Linked DNA regions of Homo sapiens: region 1 is linked to region 2. The links are chromatin contacts, found by Hi-C or POLR2A ChIA-PET in ENCODE. All regions are on one chromosome and are shown on one strand. The core of a region is the stretch at or near the end of the contact, and the rest is flanking DNA. Distances in the headings are between cores, read along the strand shown.

Region 1 (5,675 bases), core at 2,323-4,822, 240 kb before region 2:
CAGGGTCTTTCTCTGTCACCCAGGCTGGAGTGCCATGATGCAACATGGCTGATGGCAGCCTCAACCTCCCAGGCTTAAGCGATCCTCCTGCCTCAGCCTCTTGAGTAGCTGGGACTATAGGTGTGCACCACCATGCCTGACTATTTTTTATTTTTTGTAGAGACAGGGTTTTGCCATGTTACCCAGGCTGATCTTGAACTCCTGGGCTCACGTGATCCACCCGCTTCAGCCTCCCAAAGTGCTGGGATTACAGGCATGAGCCACTGTGCCCTGCTGATCATCTATTTCAATGAGTACTTTCACCTATTTACTTATTTGGAGGCAGTTTTGTCCCCTCAGGGGACATTTGACAATGACTGAAGATGTTTTTATCACAACTGGGAGAGGGGTGCTACTGGCATCTACTAGGTAGAGGCCCAGGGATGTTGCTAAAGACCCTACAATGTGCATGATAGCACCCCAAAACAAGATATTATCCAGCCCCAAATGTCAAAAGTGCTGCAATTGAAGAATCCTAGCTGACAGGTTAGTCCAGTGTTCTCCCTACATGATTTCAGTCTTATTGTTTTTGTATTTGGGTGATAGACAGGAATGACCACAAGTAATTTATTATAATGCTGAAATATTTCCTAAGACCATAGACTTTCCGTCCAGCTGTAAGATTCTCAGAATTTCTTCCCACGAGTAGAAGCAAAGACATCAGCACAGAGCAGTTCACTTGCTCCTAAAAAATGATAATGGTAAAATTACTTCACTGGTGAATCATTCACAGAGGAGGCCTGTCTTATTTGCTGTAGGTTCCCCAGCCCCAGGCAGTACTAGGGGCTCAGTAGACATTGGTTGAATGAATGAATGAATGAATGAATGAGATACCATGATGCTTTGGCATCAGTGGGATGGACTTAGGGCAGTGATCTGAGCAGAAATTTGGCACACATGTACACTTGACTTTATGGTAAATATAAGTTCCATGTCAGCTCTGTGTTCATGTGGCAGCTCTCATTAATGGAGCTAACTGTTTCTCCTGTGTTTTCCTGCTCTTCTGCTTTTTTTTTTTTTTTTTTTAACAGTTCCAGGCAGTGCAAGCAATTATAGTAAAATTTATACATAATTGGCATCTGCAGAAGCAGCTAGCATGAACTCAATATTGAAGACCTGCACGAAACCTCTCAAGTAGAGTGTTGTTTGTTCTTGGAGTTTTAAAGGACTCACTTTTGCCTCAGATTCCCAAATCTTTGGTGGTATTATTTAGACCAGATGATTCTAACTTGAAAAGTGTACTGATCTTAACAGTTAGCATGTGTGTTCAGATGAAGTATATCAAGTGGAAGAAAACTTACTACCCTTAAGAAAACATCCGTTGTAAGTTCAGGAGATAGTGGTCCCCACATAAGACAAATCAGAGGAAAAGTTCTACCTTAACACTCGTTTTCTTTTTTTTCTCTTTGAGGCTGTGGGGAGGGGTGTGTGTGTGTGTGTGTGTGTGTGTGTGTGTGTTTCTCTCTACCAATTTGAGAACACTAACTGTGAAAAACTCTTATACCTCTCATGCATCTACCTACCTTACTTAGCTAATATAGCAGAAGAGTGGCAACCAGAGCTGCAGAAACACTGGCCGCAAAAGATAGAATTTTCCTTATATGGAGGAACATGCCAGATGATGACAAAAGCTTCTGTATTTTCTCCACTTCTTATTGGATAGTTACTTCCCTGGCCTGGAGGACTCCAGATCATTGTCTGAGACATATAATGTCAGCTCTTGGGATGGGTGGAAAGTGTGTTTCTCAGAGTGCCAGAGAGATTTCCTTCCCTATTCTCACAATACCATTTTGTGGAAACACTTGATTGTTTGGGTTAGCAAATAGCGGGAGAAGGTAGAGACAGACAGAATTTCTGCGACCTGGATCCCTACGATGGCCTAGTGGAATCTGATTGTGCTGACCTGTGTCCCTAACTCTTAGGACAAATGTCTAGGGCAGTGTATAACATGTTGATGTTTTTTAGGTTTATTTCTGTGTATACTTCTAGTAACATTTTCCTTATGCAAATGAAATAATTCTTGCAAATGGAAGTATAATCTTTGATTGCAAATGAAAAATCAGTGTTCAGAAGAAATTTTTTTTTAGATATATGTACTTCAATTTTTAACTTTCAATAGCCAAACGCTCTATGTATTAAGTATATTGCTGTATGTTTCTTATGAAAAGGAAAAGTCACGGTGAGGGCTGAGGTCAGGAAGAACGTTGTTGACCTCTTTGAACTGCTTGCTGGTTCCCTCTGCACCTTCTTTTCCTTGGCGACCTGACTTTGTGTGTGAGCAGCCAGGCAGTTTTACCCACTGTGCCAAGGGAGGGTAATCTGAGCTGCAACGTTAGCCTGGATCGCTTATCAGGGAGGAGGCATTTTTAGGAAATACGTGTCTTTTAAGAAGTGTAATTTGTTTTTGTTTGGTTTCACTAAATGGGTTCTTACTAAGGAAAGAGCAGGAGATTCCCAAACTTCCAGGCTTGTTCTTTTCTAGCAACTGATTTTACTTGGAAAGAATTGAAGGAAGGGGCTCGGATACTGATCTTTGGTGTGTTTGTAAAAATTAATGGTGTTTGGCTAGCTAATTAGGAGGAAAGGGTAACATTCTCTAAGCAGAGCAACTAAGATGACTGGAATTTTCATTCTTGGCTCGCTCTTTTAATTCCTTTGGCCCTTAGCCTGTCTGGGAAATCTTTTTGCCTTTTTTCCCTGCATCAAAGAAGAAACTCTGTACTTACATGAAAGTTAGTGAGTTTATTAAGGATAATATTATATTAAAAATGAGTAACTTTTCAGCCTATTGAAATTTTAGATGTACTTTCTGCTTTGATTTGGGGGTTTTACTTTTCTTCCTTTTATTTTTCTTTCCTTCTCTCCTTCTTCCTTTGAGAGTGCTTAGAAGTTGACATTGGAGTCACTCTTGCCTTCATGGCATAATAGGGAGATGGAATGGGACAAGGGAGAGAAGAAGGGAGACAGAGAGGGATAATCAGAAGTTGATTTTTTAAAAAAATAACAATCCCTCGTCTAGATATATTATAAGAATATATGTAGGGTCAATTTCTTTACTTCTTGTTACAGCAACTGCATAATTGTCTTCTAAAGGCTTTCTCTTAGTTTTCTGAATCTGTAGTTTATATACCATAATCTGCTATTGACTTCCGTGCAGCCTGCTTGAAACCAAGCCAAACCAACCCTTCTGAGTGTATGTATCATCCCAAGGTAAACAAACGGCATTTTGCATTCCTCTGTGGAGTTTGCCTGCTCCGGTTACAGGCTGAAGAATAGCACAGCATTGGTAGCACATGGATATTGGACACATCCAGCTCTGATGTGGGAATCTGTTGGTAACCTCAGTCACAATGGCATCACATGCCCAGAGTTCCCAAATCTTTCTCAAGTGCGGCTTTCAACTTAAGATGTCAGGATCACTGGCTTCTTTCAGCGCTGCTTGTTGACAGCCTCTTTTTAAATGGCTGTGTTTGGCTGGTGACCCAGGAGTGCCATGGCTGAAAAAGCTCTACACTCCATGTCCATAGACCTGTGCTCTGCTCTCAATTTGATTAGCTGCCTGATCTGCAGCAGGTCACTTAACCTCTGTGAACTTTAGTTTTCTCATCTGTAAAATGAGATGTTCAGTCTGAGGTCCCCAATGGATGATTTCATGACCTAAATGAAGTTAATTAAAAAACCAGCTCCAGCCTTGCGATTAATAAACAGGAAGAGAAGGCATTCAATTCCAGGCTAAACAACATAGAAGGGCCACTTCAGACAGTGTTCTTTTGGGAAGGATGTTCTACAAAGTAAAATATTTGGGAGGACTGATTATTTTCATGGCTGTTTCTCTCTAGGTATTTCTGGGAGATGATTTTTCAAGTCCAGGTTGGTGTGTAGACCCTGTGAATTCAACACCTTCCCAGTACAGAATGCAGTTAACACAGACAGGGTTGGAGTCAGCTTCCCGTTTTTGTCTCACTTGGTTCCCTCTTCGTTGCCATTCAATCTGTTGTGTAAATTTTTTGAGTGAGGAGGCACGATGTTCTCTACAACTGTGATATTTAGCTCTTACTATTGTTTGCATTTAGAGAAAGATGTATGTGAATTCCTCACTGTTTTTATTATTCTGTAACCGAAAGGAGTGAAGTGTTCTTTAAGGCTGCCTCCTGATGGGAAACAATCCTACTGAATGAAATTGGCTGATTGAAATGGGGAGCAGCCCGTAACTCCCTGAAAGTTCTTTAGTGCTACTAAAAAAAGACCAACACAAATGAAAATGTTATGCTTTCTCTAAGTAAATACCAGTGGTAGGAAATGGTAGGTTAGAAGCCTTTTTATTCCCTTCACTGGGTAAGAAAAACACTGAGGGATAGCTTCCGGACTATCCCTGTTTTTGATTTTCCCTTTCTCTTCATCTTGCACTTGGTTTTGATTTCTCTGGGTTGTATAGTTTATTGTTGGATCTTACTACTGTGAACTTAAAAACTATGCTATTTGCCACCCCAGCTCCACTGTCTCTTAGGGACATAGCTCCCCTTAAATGCAAGGATTTTATGAGAAGTGGGATCTTTGCCATTCCATTTATCCTGGTTCCAGAGCAAAGACCTCCCTCCTGCTCTTCTGCTTCCTTGGTAAATAACCCATGTGCTCTAGGAAGAGGACAATACAGTAGCAATTGAATTCCTTCTTCCCAGGCATTTTCTCATACCAGGATAATGTCTCTTTAGCTGCTCCTCTCTTCCTTGTTAAATCATGAACCACGTATCAACATATTCTGCCCAGCTATGTTATAGAAATAACCGGGCAAGAATATGTATATTCTTTCCTTTTTTTAAGAGACAGGGTCTTGCTCTGTCTGTCAGGCTGGAGTATAGTAGTATGATCATAGCTACTGCAACTTTGAACTCCTGGGCTCAAGGGATCCTCCCATCTTGTCCTCCTGAGTAGCTAGGACTACATGTGTGAGCCACTGTGCCTGGCCATGAAGATGCGTGTTTCATTAATGGATGGAGCTCTAAGTCGGGGCAATCCATTGCCCTACGGTTTTATTTGTAATCAATAAGAAGTAATTATAGAAAATCATTGACAGTTTTGCTGAGCAGGTTCAACATTACTTGAAGAAACTCCAAATATTCCCGTGTCATAGATCATTTTGTACCAGAGTTGTTCTATATACCACTGAAAGTTTTCACTAGTAGCCTCAGACTGTCATCTAATTCTTCCATCCACTTAGCAGGCATGTCTCACAATATGGTGACAACGAAGAGGAAAACCAAACCAAGAAAGCCAGCATGGCTTCGGGGAGCTGGGTAAATAGGAGGTGACCTTGGATAAATACAGCTAATGTAACTGAGGGTAGCCCATAATAGGCTGTTGTCTTTTTTGTTCCTAAATTTCTTCTTATGCATTTATTATGTTGGCTTGAAAACCATCTTTTATCTCTATATTGTAATTTTCAGGTCTTATGAAGGAACTACTATGGCTTTTAATTATAGCATTCATGTACTTTTTTTTTTTTTTTTTTTTTTTTCGAGACGGAGTCTCGCTCTGTCACCCAGGCTGGAGTGCAGTGGCGTGATCTCGGCTCATTGCAGCCCCTGCCTCCCGGGTTCAAGTGATTCTCCTGCCTCAGCCTCACGAGTAGCTAGGAT
Region 2 (6,026 bases), core at 1,009-3,508:
TTGAAAGGTCTCTCGGCTGAGTGCGGTGGCTCACGCCTGTAATCCCAGCACTTGGGGAGGTGGAGGCGGGCAGATCACGAGGTCAGGAGATCAAGACCATCCTGGCTAACACGGTGAAACCCTGTCTCTACTAAAAATACAAAAAATTAGCCGGGCATGGTGGCAGGTGCCTGTAGTTCTAGCTACTCGGGAGGCTGAGGCAGGAGAAAAGTGTGAACCTGGGAGGCGGAGCTTGCAGTGAGCCAAGATCGCACCACTGCACTCCAGCCTGGGCGACAGAGTGAGACTCCGTCTCAAAAAAAAAAAAAAGGTCTCTCTATCCATTGCCTGCCAGGTGGATTTGATTTGAAGAAGGGAGGGGAGAAGGCAGAAAACTCACAGGGAGGCCATTGCAATAATCTGGATGAATGGAGGTGGTGACTGGGGCTGGGACTACGGCAGTAGAGAGGGAGAGAAATGGGAAGCTTTGAGGTGTGCTCAAAGGTAAACCAGAAATTCTCGTAGGGGACAAGGAGCAGGAAGGGCCAGAGAAAGGCCTCCCCATGCCTTTTCAAAACTGGATCGTACAACTAGTTTGCATTTACCTTTCCTTCTAGGTTGTATTTTACCTTATTCAAAAAGGTGATAAGTGTTTCTTTTTTTCACTAGCTGAGTTTTTAGTAAAGCTTAAGGGCCCAGGACAGTCTAGATTCTGAAGCCAGGGTCCGAAGTCTTACAAGTCACTGTTTATTTTACAGCCTACCAGGACATCCTCGGAAAGTATTTATTCTAGGCCAGGCTCCAGTATTCCTGGCTCACCAGGTCATACTATCTATGTAAGTATCTACTTCTGGAAGTGACATTTCTGGGACAGGTAAATTAGTGGATTGTAATAGCAGAATGGGTAATCCAAAACAAAAACTGATTCAAAGTGATTTCTATTTTTGTTATGAGACCTGATTTTCATTTTTGTAGAACAGTCTCCTCAATCACTTTTACCTTTAGGTAATTACATTTATGTGACCATCAACAGAGTGATCAGACGACCTGTAAAATGTAGTAATATGTTGCGGGACTTAAAAAATTCTTGCACCTAAGACTCCGTCTCAAAAAAAAAAATTCTTGCACCTAAATTGCATATAGATATTTGGGGATTAAATATATATTTTATGAAGCTGATACTGAGTGTTCCTAAATTCTACCACAAAGATATTTAAATATTTAGTTTATTAATTATGCAGTTCTTGTTTTTAGCCATCTGAGAGGATTATTGGACCATCTGTTTGAGCTTTTTCCTTTACTATCATAAATTCAGGAAATTATCCTTAAGGTTTGCACATTTATCTATTTCATGAATTCTACACAGATTTTTTCCTAAGCGTTCAGTGACTTTTTTAAAAAAACATGATTAATATATGGTATAAAGGGCAACTTCTGAAGAGTATAACTGTGTTAGGCAAGATGTTTTGGTTTTTGTTTATTTTAAGGCCTTCACTTTTTAAACAACAGGAAATGCGCCAACTACAGTTTCCTAAAGCAGTCAGACTACAAGGTAATTGTTCTTTCTGGTTAACTTTGCCAGGCAAAAGTAGACAATGAGATCCTGGATTACAAGGATTTAGCAGCCATTCCGAAGGTCAAGGCAATTTATGACATTGAACGTCCAGATCTTATTACCTATGAGCCTTTCTACACTTCGGGCTATGATGACAAACAGGAGAGACAGAGCCTTGGAGAGGTAATACATTCCTACTGGTTGTGAGTTGTACAACAATTTACCTTCCCTTTTGTCACATTTGTAATAACTACCATTTGGAGTTCAGGTAAATCAGGTGGTCTTTTGTCTGCCTAGTATTTGCAGATTTCTAGACCAGGTGCTTTGAGGTATTCAGAAGCCCATCATGAGAAGTGGGAGAACAGAACAATGGCACATCAAACAACAGTGAAGACCAGCTAAACATTAGCATGCTGGGATGGAAGCTGTCGGGAGGTGGGGAGGGGGTGGGGATTGTGTGAGCTGGGCAGAGCAAATAAGGGAGTGAGGGTCTCCTGGGGGTCTTAGTCTAGTGATAAGCTTTAAGTATATTCATGGCATCATGAGGAGAGAGAACACACCCCCTAAATTTTGGTAATTACAGTTTTCAGCAACTTAAGAAAGTTAGCATGTGAAAGAAAAAATAAAGTAGAGCGCATGGGGCAACAGTCTAGCACAGGAGTGTGAGCCAGCATTCTGGAATCAAATTACCTGGTCTCAACCCAGGGATCACCACATGCCGATTGTTTGACTTTGACCATGTGACAGCCATTCTGCTGCTAGTTTCCTGGACCAGGTACAGTGCTCATACCTGTAATCCCAACATTTTGGGAGGCTGAGGGCCGGAGGATTGCTTCAGGCCAGGAGTTGAAGACCACCCTGGACAACATAGTTGAGACCTCATCTATATATATTAAAAAAATAAGAAAAATGGTCCTAGTTTCTTCATCTGTAAAACAGATAGGGTGATGATAGAATCTACCTCATAGGGTGTTAGTGAGGATTAAGCAAGCTAATCTATGTAAAGCAATTATCAGAGGCCAGACTTGGGGGAAATACTGAGCATGTGGCAATTTCTACCATTGTTGCTACCTGTCCTCTTGGGGCTCGTTAATACTCGGCCTGCAGACCCATCTGCTGCGGGACCAGAGCCTCTCAGCCCCTTGGGGTCCTCCCCTCCCCGGTCCCATCTCAGGGTTGAAGGTTCTCTGTGGTCGCTTCCTACCCAAGTCCGTTTCCCCTGGCCAATCGGCTCACTCTCATTTTTTTCTCTTTTATTTTTTGAATTAGAATCATCTGTAGACTGATTTTAGTCCACAAAGATGTTAACAAATAGCTGACAAATCAGCTATTCAACAAAGGTTAAAACAGAATATAAACAATCTAGCATCTCACAGTGCTTTGAGGTCTTGGAGAAGAAAAGGCATGAAAATGTGATTCTGTTTAATTGTTCTCAATTCCAGATGTATAATATTATTTGATAATTATATTTATGTTTATTTTTTATTTTATATATATTGTTCCTTTTATTTATTTACTTTCTAATCTGGGTTTTATTCCAGAGCATAGCTCTGCGTGGAAAAGGTCCCTGTGGCAGGAAGTGATATCCATTTTCATGTAGTGCCACCTAGTGGTCACTTAGCTGTAGCTGCACTTGCGGCCGCTCTCAAGCGCAGGTGCATTGGCCCGGGTTGTCAGTTGCCATTGAACCCCACAGAGTTTCGTAGGGCATAAGAGGCGAGGGGAAGTTCCTGAACAAAGTGCATAGAGATTGGCCTTGGACCCTGTGGATGAGAATTTACTAATGTTTAACCCATACAAGCAAGGGGATGTGAGTTTTTTTAATGGTGTTAAGGATTTGGGGTTCATGGTGTGCAGTGTACGTGTCTGTGTGCGTTTCCCAGCAGCTCCATCAAGGCAGTAAAACATTAAGCACTCAAGAGTTTGGGCTTTGAGGTGAAAATCTCTGCATTTAAAACCAGACTCTGCCAGACATGGTGACTCATGTCCGTAATACCAGCACTTTAGGAGGCCAAGGCCAAGGTGGGTGGATTGCTTGAGACCAAGAGTTTGAGACCAGCCTGGACAACATACCAAAATTCCATCTCTACAGAAAAAAAATACAAAAATTAGCCAGGAATGATGGCACACGCCTGTAGTCCCAGCAACTTGGGAGGCTGAGATGGGAGGATCACTTGAGCCCAGGAGGTTGAGGCTGCATTGAGCCATGATCATGCCATTGTACTCCGGCCTGGGTGATAGAGTGACACCCTGTCTCAAAAACAAAACAAAGCAAACAAAACAAAAACCACCACCACAAAAAAAGAAAAAAAGAAAAACCAGACCGATGCTGACTAACCACATAACTTTGGGGAAATTATATACCTCAATCTCCTTATCTGCAAACTCAAGATAGAGAACAAGAATACCTATGCTAGAAGTTTTCTGTAAAGAGTAAGTGAGCTATTTACATTAGAACAGTACTGGGCACATAATAAGTGCTTAAGAAAAATGCTGGCTACTCTCGTAATCAGCATACTTACTGTCATAACCTGGAATTATGTCCCATGGTTTTCTCTATGCATAGAGGGTGCCCCTGGGATCAGAAATCAGATATATTAGTGAACTCTTTCCCAATACTTGCATCTTGCAACTGAGAGAAATTTACAAGCTGTTCTATTATTTATTCCATTAAAGTTTAACACACTTCTTTTATAGACCTCATATACATATTGCCTTTTTTTTTTTTTTTTTTTTTTGAGGTGGAGTCTCACTCTGTCACCCAGCTGGAGTGTAGTGGTGCAATCTTGGCTCACTGCAACCTCTGCCTCCCAGGTTCAAGCAGTTCTGCTGCCTCAGCTTCCCAAGTAGCTGAGACTACGGGCATGTGCCACCATGCTGGGCTAATTTTTGTATTTTCAGTAGAGTTGGGGTTTCTCCATGTTGGCCAGGCTGGTCGTGAACTCCTGACCTCAAGTGATCCACCCGCCTTGGCCTCACAAGGTGCTGGGATTACAGGTGTGAGCCACCGCACCTGGCCTTTATACATATTGCCATTTAAGAAACACTGCAAGAGTCAGATTAGTTCTGTGCAGCCATTGGTGCCTCCAGGGCCTTGCTGTCAGTGCAGGTGCAGACCTGGGCCCTGACCTTGAGACCAGCCTTCACCCAGCTGAGACCCCCTAGAGACAGGCTGTAGCTGCAGAGGAGACCCTGGAGCTTGTGAAGGCTTAGAATACAGACAGTCCGCCCACTTACTATAGAATGTGGGGAAAAGGGCAAATTCTAAAACTGAGAAGTCCACCCCTGGCTGTGTTCTCCATAGCTCTGTTTGAATTTCATTTCTATTTGAAAGCTTTTTGCATTTTAATTGTAAACATTTTATTCATCTGGAAAATACTTGAGCAACTACTGTGTCCCAGGAGCTGCTGTCATCACTGGGAATATGTAGTTGTAAACAAACAGTCCTTGCCCTCATGGAGCTTGTGGCATCACGTGGGAGACAGACAGTAAAGAAACAGATATGTAATATAATTTTACAGAGTGGTAGGGCTCTGAGGAGAAATGAAGCAGAGTAAAGAGAAAGCGTACCAGGGGCTGGGTTGCTCCTCTGGACAGAATGGTCACGGAGATGCTGTGTGACAGTGGGTTTGAGCAGAGACATCAGCGCTGACAGGGAATGAGCCCTGCAGGTGTCTGGGTGAAAAGCACTGGCAGCAGAAGAGACAGCAAGTGCAAAGGCCCTGAGGTGACAGAAAGCTTGGCCTGTTGATGGCCCCAAGGAAGCCTGTGTGCCTAGGAGGATGGAAGCCAGAGGTGAATGATAGTGAGATTGGCGAGGTGAATGATAGTGAGATTGGCGATGCAGCCAAGGCAGGATGCCCCATGCCTGGTCACCAAAGTCCTATTTTAGTTATCAAACTATTTTATGGTGATTGCTGTGGTTGTAATTTAGTCAACAACCATGTGAACAAGATCCTATGTTTCAGTAGATGCTGTAACTCATCATAGTAAAATGAGCGTAGTTTGAATATATAAGGGAAATGGTTCCAACTTGTCTAGCTTAATCACCTAAGTATGTATCACAATCATATCTAGTCATGGTTCTTTTTTTTTTTTTTTTTTTTTTGAGACAGAGTCTCGCTCTGTCTCCCAGGCTGGAGTGCAGTGGCGTGATCTCGGCTCACTGCAAGCTTCGCCTTCCGGGTTCACGCCATTCTCCTGCCTCAGCCTCCCAAGTAGCTGGGACTACAGGCGCCCGCCACCGCGCCTGGCTAATTTTTTGTAGTTTTTAGTAGAGACGGGGTTTCACCATGTTAGCCAGGATGGTCTCGATCTCCTGACCTTGTGGTCCGCCAGCCTCAGCCTCCCAAAGTGCTGGGATTACAGACGTGAGCCACCGCACCCGGCCTATTCATGGTTCTTAGGCAGAGATGTGCACCAGAATCTCCCCGGAACTTTGTCAGAGTCTACCTGTCTGAGCCCCATGGCAGATGCATTTGTACCTGATCAG

The links. Hi-C counts contacts between places; a loop is a spot of excess contacts on that map. ChIA-PET counts read pairs that join two places held with the same protein, here RNA polymerase II (POLR2A). Pooled maps may share reads with other maps.
Region 1: a map of Right ventricle myocardium inferior shows a loop between it and region 2 (3-fold over the local background). The contact joins two enhancer-like sites. A Hi-C loop is called at or near these places in 47 of 168 maps with a recorded cell type or tissue (A673, B cell, CD4-positive, alpha-beta T cell and 33 more), 20 of 37 single-sample maps with no recorded cell type and 35 of 50 pooled maps. POLR2A ChIA-PET finds 5 or more read pairs at or near these places in 2 of 52 experiments (CD4-positive, alpha-beta T cell and WTC11).

The regions. Positions count from the first base shown.
Region 1 is chr10:114,712,233-114,717,907 of GRCh38, reverse strand. It overlaps a transcript of ABLIM1 not described here. Among named protein-coding and RNA genes, the nearest start is that of ABLIM1, 57 kb to the right of the region's middle. RefSeq lists an enhancer at 5,645-5,675. Within about 2 kb of position 3,572, at least 11 of the 41 ENCODE cell types and tissues checked have a DNase peak (open chromatin) inside an H3K27ac peak, as active enhancers do; they include gastrocnemius medialis, heart right ventricle, left ventricle myocardium inferior and 1 more, where a contact is called at or near this core.
Region 2 is chr10:114,468,668-114,474,693 of GRCh38, reverse strand. It overlaps ABLIM1 (actin binding LIM protein 1), which reads left to right. Exons shown (of 23, transcript NM_002313.7): 9 at 738-815; 10 at 1,562-1,717. Among named protein-coding and RNA genes, the nearest start is that of AFAP1L2, 67 kb to the right of the region's middle. Within about 2 kb of position 2,258, at least 8 of the 41 ENCODE cell types and tissues checked have a DNase peak (open chromatin) inside an H3K27ac peak, as active enhancers do; they include gastrocnemius medialis, heart right ventricle, left ventricle myocardium inferior and 1 more, where a contact is called at or near this core.